Regions from separate parts of the Homo sapiens genome. Here region 1 is linked to region 2. The links are chromatin contacts, found by Hi-C or POLR2A ChIA-PET in ENCODE. All regions are on one chromosome and are shown on one strand. Each heading gives the region's core, a stretch centred on a gene start or an enhancer-like site at or near the end of the contact. The rest is flanking DNA. Distances are from core to core; before and after follow the strand shown. Region 1 has its middle 82 kb from the start of MIR181B1. Region 2 has its middle 340 kb from the start of NR5A2.

What was found. Hi-C counts contacts between places; a loop is a spot of excess contacts on that map. ChIA-PET counts read pairs that join two places held with the same protein, here RNA polymerase II (POLR2A). Pooled maps may share reads with other maps.
Region 1: a pooled map shows a loop between it and region 2 (2.8-fold over the local background). The contact joins two enhancer-like sites. A Hi-C loop is called at or near these places in 1 of 168 maps with a recorded cell type or tissue (sciatic nerve), 1 of 37 single-sample maps with no recorded cell type and 3 of 50 pooled maps. POLR2A ChIA-PET finds 5 or more read pairs at or near these places in 1 of 52 experiments (Panc1).

What each region holds. Positions count from the first base shown.
Region 1 is chr1:198,775,590-198,778,289 of GRCh38, reverse strand. No RefSeq gene overlaps it. Among named protein-coding and RNA genes, the nearest start is that of MIR181B1, 82 kb to the left of the region's middle. Within about 2 kb of position 1,374, at least 11 of the 41 ENCODE cell types and tissues checked have a DNase peak (open chromatin) inside an H3K27ac peak, as active enhancers do.
Region 2 is chr1:199,684,070-199,686,894 of GRCh38, reverse strand. No RefSeq gene overlaps it. Among named protein-coding and RNA genes, the nearest start is that of NR5A2, 340 kb to the left of the region's middle. Within about 2 kb of position 1,319, at least 3 of the 41 ENCODE cell types and tissues checked have a DNase peak (open chromatin) inside an H3K27ac peak, as active enhancers do.

The DNA of each region.
Region 1 (2,700 bases), core at 125-2,624, 910 kb after region 2:
CAATACACCTCGGTTTGAGGCAGCAGGGCGGGCCTGTTATGCCTGGACCTCAGCTGAACCAAGAGTCCCAGCCAGCCAATGACTGCTGTGTGATCCACAGTAGATTATTCAGACCACCAAAGGGAGCCTGTGGCTCTTCTCCCACCAATCTTTAGCCCTGACTTTTATGTAGTGGCTGAGGAAAGCAAAATTTATAGAATGCTATTACTTTGATGGAGAGATGATCTCATCCTTTTCATTAGTTTTGCAGATAAGAAAAGTGAAAATTGGACTCAGAATTTGGCTTAGTCAAAGCAGACTGGTACAGTACCTGACAAACTCAATTCCCAAGTCAAAGGTCCTTGAATATAAGGTGTACAATCAGTAGACTCCTTTTTCAGATGTCTATGTGAGAACTACAGTAAATGAGAGGTGTGTGTGTGTGTGTGTGTGTGTGTGTGTGTGTGTGTTTTCATCCCAGTCTAGAAAAATGGCATGAAAATCAAATGATTTGCAGCACAGCTAATGGTAAAATCTTCCAAATCCAGAATTCCTGTGATCATTGTGTACTTCACTCAGCAGCATAAACCCTGGTTTTCGTGGCAATTCCCAGTTGAAGTGAAGCTAGTTGCGCCTGGGGAAACTTGATGTGATTGTTGCTAACTATTACTTATTTTCATGAGTTGGTACCATTTCAAGATTTGTGGTGCAAGGGTTTCTTTAGAAGTCTGCAGCCAGTATTAGTTCAGTCCTTTTGAACTTACAAAAGCACTGTCACATTCACAGTGCACTTGGTACTCATGATAACACTATGAAGTGTTGTGGCAAATATTGCTAGTTGTTGCCAATTTCTATGTTCTTCTTCTATAGTAACAGAATTTCTGCTTTTTGTATGGACATAAAAGCCACATATCCCAGCCTAGTTAGGTGTGGCCATATAGTTAATTATGGCCAATGGGATGAGAGTAGAGGTAATGAGGTATAAGTAGAGTTAATGTTTGTAAATTCAGTGCTCTGTCAACAAATGGGGACAGCACACTGTCTCCACTGGCTGGAATAATGCTGGGCTTGAGAAACCTTGTTCTAGGTGATTTTGAAATATTCATGAATAATAAATGCAGATTATTATCATTATAAAGATAAATGGTTGTGTGACCTTGTACACATTATTTAATCATTCTAAATTTGCTTCTCCAATCTAAATTTGAGATACTAATAGTCGCCACAAGGGATACAATAAATATTAGAAGGGACGTATATAAAGTGTGGATGACAGTGTTGTCAGTACTAATAGCAAGCAGAGCCTGGTTTTGAGAACCGTAGAGTGTGGAGGACAAGAGGGGAAGAGATACAGAGGCGACTGCAGGAGTGGGACTGAGAGGCAGCGGCCGGAGTCAGAAGGCCTTCCTCTTTCTCATGAGGTGGCTGTGGTGCATTCTTTACTGAACAGGACAAGACTCTGTGGTTAGTGCTGGAACTCTTTGTCCTGAGTTAACAGTAACAGGAAGAGTGACTCAATATCCAGCCTCAAAGGATGGAGAAGCTGAGTCTGGTTTGAAACTTCCTCTCTCAAATCAGGGTTTGTCTGGGAACTAGATGAGTAGAAATGACTGTTAGTGTGCTCCATAGAGACCAATAGGCCCAGCTAAGACAGGCTGGGTGGGAAAAAAGGCCAAGGGAATGAGAAGGTTTGGGCAACAGGAATTTTTATTAGCCTTGTGGTTTGAGCTAAGTTTTAATAGCCAGTAGACCTATGCTTGAATCCCAGATCTACTACTTAGCAACTGTTATTGGTACCAATTTCCACATCCTTAAAGTGGGAATAATAGCTACCTTTTGAGGACTGTTAATCACAGCCATCATCTACTGAATTCTTACCGTGGATCAATCACTTTCGTAAATATTTGTGTTCGTTATCTCAAGTAATCTTCACAATGCTGGAAGGTAAAAACCGTCATGATTTCCAGGTTACGGAAGAGAAAAGTGGGGCATAAGGAGGTCAGAACATAGACTCATACGATTAAACTCTACTTCTTTGTTGCTTTTCCACTTAGGATTAAATGAGAAAATATAAAGTACTTAACACAGTGGTTGGCTCATTGTCTTGAATAAATGGTAACTTTTAAATATTATCCCAATTTTAGAGATGAAAACCATGAAGCTAAGAACAGCAAAGCAAATTTCCCTGAATTGTGTGACTGTTGGTAGAACAGGGTTCACGCGTTTCACTCCACACAGTTTTGATGCATTCTGCCTTGCGCCAAAAGGGTATCCAGCAGAGTGGAAGCAGCTGCTTCACCCGGGATGGAGGAGGATGTTCAACCAGCTCTCAGAGGTCATGCCTGAACTCTAAGGACATGGCTTTATCCTTCTCAGGATGTATTCTTCGCCTGCTACATCTTGAACACAGCAACCACGAGCAGTCTTCATCCCATGACCGCTGCCCCCGCCTTGTTTCCACAGACCCAAGCTCCTGCAGTGCTCGAGTCACATGATCAAGCGCTCATTTCTGTTTGTGAAGTTTCTCAGCCAAAAGGAAAACCATTAGGTATCAAATTGCAAGTAGAAAGCATCCAAGAAGCTGCCTATTCCAGCACCAGTTCCTGCCAAAGAACCTTAAATAAACTTGGTGAAGGGAAGATGTCTGAAATTACTCTATACTCAGTATATTTAGTTAGATTAATAATAGAACTTGATTTCATCTAACTAATTAATTTGAGT
Region 2 (2,825 bases), core at 70-2,569:
TTGATAAGGTTTTTGAGGAAATAAAAATAAAATTAATGAAAACAGTGGGCTAGAATCTGATCTCTGAGCAATGTATTTCTTAGGTTCATACAGGCTTCCAGAATTCTAAAGTAGTAACTGAATGAAGGGATTCTTTAGAACTGTCTCAGTTCATGCATCTAAGACTCCCTGGAACTATAGCTCTGCAATTTACATGGAAATCATCCTGCAATTTAGGACACATTGCTTGGGAGAATCTACATGTCTGCTCTGTACAGCATTATGTTTTATTTATACTGGTAACCATACTAGTGCTGTATTATGTAAGAATAACCCAGTGATTTTTATTTCCCATTAGAACCTTATGTGCTTTAATTCATCACTATTCTCTACTAGACTTTAAATCCTTTGACAACAGATAGCCTTTGCCTGTTTCACAGCTTCATTTCCAAGGCTCAGCACAGTGCTTGGCATAGAGTTGGCCAATAAATATTTGTTGAGAAGCTGAATTAATGCAAGGTTTTATAAAAAGGATGCATAGAAACTGGATGATACTCTGAGGACAGGTGTTGTATCTGCACATCTTAGAATTCCAAGTTCCACTTTTTTGATCTTCTCAACAAGCATGATATAGATTGTATGCTTATCTGATTCTCAGTTATGAAATCTCATCATCACAATGGTGTCAAAAGTACTGAGAGTATTATATGCTGCTCCTCATGCCTTGGAAACATCCTGTAACTATAGTTCCTTGCCTGACTGTGACTTTATCTGCAGCAGACTTTAAGTAGGGTAGGATCTCACTAAATCTCCAAATTAATATTTCTTCAAAGACGATCTCGTTTTAAGTGGGAGTGCAGGGCTAGGGAGTGGATGATGAGTTGGGATTGGAAATGAGAAATGGGAATAGAAGCAACATAAAGATAACTCTGGAAGAGAAATCCTTGACTTGCACTGGGTGTGAGAAGGGAGAAAAATGATAAACTTTTAGACCACAAAAGCAGGGATCAGGGTTGAGGAGTAATGTAATTGATAACACATATTTACATTTTTCTATCTTTAAGAACAACTAACATGTTACAACTACTCATCATAAAAAGTTTCCATTGTTTTAAGGAAAACAACATGTTGCATCATAGAATCACAAAACAGCAGAGCTGGAAAGAAAATCTGAGACCACTTAATTTGGTTCGTTAATTTTACTGTTGAAGGAACCAAGCCTTTCCTAAAGATCTTTATGAACCTTATTTCTATTTTGCCTCCCATATTTATTTGGAAATTGTGTGGAATGCTTGGGATTATGGTGACTAATGCTTGGGATTAGTCATACAGCAAGGAGTTCAAACATAGTCCACGGTGACAATTAACACTTTGAACTGGATTGAGACAATCTGATAACTGAGTAGACAGTCATTATACTGCCTTCCCAGAAACAGTAAGCACCTTATATGACACTTTTCTAAAAGAATCCTTAAGAACCTCTCCTATAAAACTCACACATTGTTTTACTGAGAAGAATACATCAGGTGTCTGAAAGAATAGAACTAATTTTTGATTTTGGTAGCAACAACCCAAGATGTCTTGTGTTCTTAAGTCAATTTCCCCAAGACTATTTTATTCTCAATATAATCAGCATTTGGGGAGGGGGTATTCTTTGAAATATTCTAAATGTTAAATATATAAGAAATATTCTGCATTGTGCTTCCCTGTTTCCATAAGCTAAATCTTTCAAGAGAACTCTCTGAAATGATACCCTATCATTCTCTCATTTAGATACCATATCAATCTAAACTGATTAGAGTCATCACAACTGCCCCCAACACAGTTGTCCTCAACTAACAATGGCACTTCGGAAAAGCCTGCATTTCATTGATGACTGAAGTCCTCACTAGTGCAAAACAGTAGCTCTTCTAGTCACAAGACTTTATTCCACATTGCATAAAATTCTAGGAGTCTCTGTGGTATGTTCATACTGAATCAGGGGTAGCTTTAATAGAATTTGTGTTTATGACCATCAGGATTAAGAATGTAAATTGATGCTAACTGCATGACTGACACCTAGTGGATATATGCCAGTGGTGCTGTTTATAACCATGCTTCCTTCCTCCCCTCAACCTGCCCTGGCAGGCATGCTATATTATGGCCCTTCAGAATATTATCCATATGGGGAAAAAAAATCACATTGGAAGAAATCATTGTCTTAAATACAGAATTATGTCATTATATATTGCTAAAATAATAGGACCAAAAACCTAGAAATACAGAATATTTACAGAGATTTGAAAGAATATACAGTAGCTTGGAGTTAAAAAAAAATAAAATAAAAATAAAAAAAGACCAGATATCAAAATTTAGTTTGTTTAGTTTGTTGGAAAGGATTGAAATACACTGACATGTAAAAGCTTGTGTAATATACAAATATCCACACAGAATTGAAATGCTTAGTATTATATCTTATCTTTGTTTTTTTGACATTAACTTACGTGCTTGAGAGATACACAGATAAAGGTTTAGTCTACTTATTCTGACATGAACTAGCACTTGTGATTGTAGTAAAAGTGTTAAAACTGCTACTATTCTGAGAATCAAATATTGATAATCAACAATTAGAATAAATTTTACATAATTTGTATGTTTCTTTTACCTACTGGGAAATTTTATTATTACTATTAAAAATAGACAAAAGGGTTGATTGTGTCAATAAGAAATTTTAAGCACAAAATGTTTTTTAAAAAGTGCATGTTTTATTGTAATTAAGGTACTGGAATTCAGATGATTATATAAATATAATGTAGATTATAGTGTCAAAATCTGAATTTTAGGAAAAAGTCTGGGCACTTTTATTC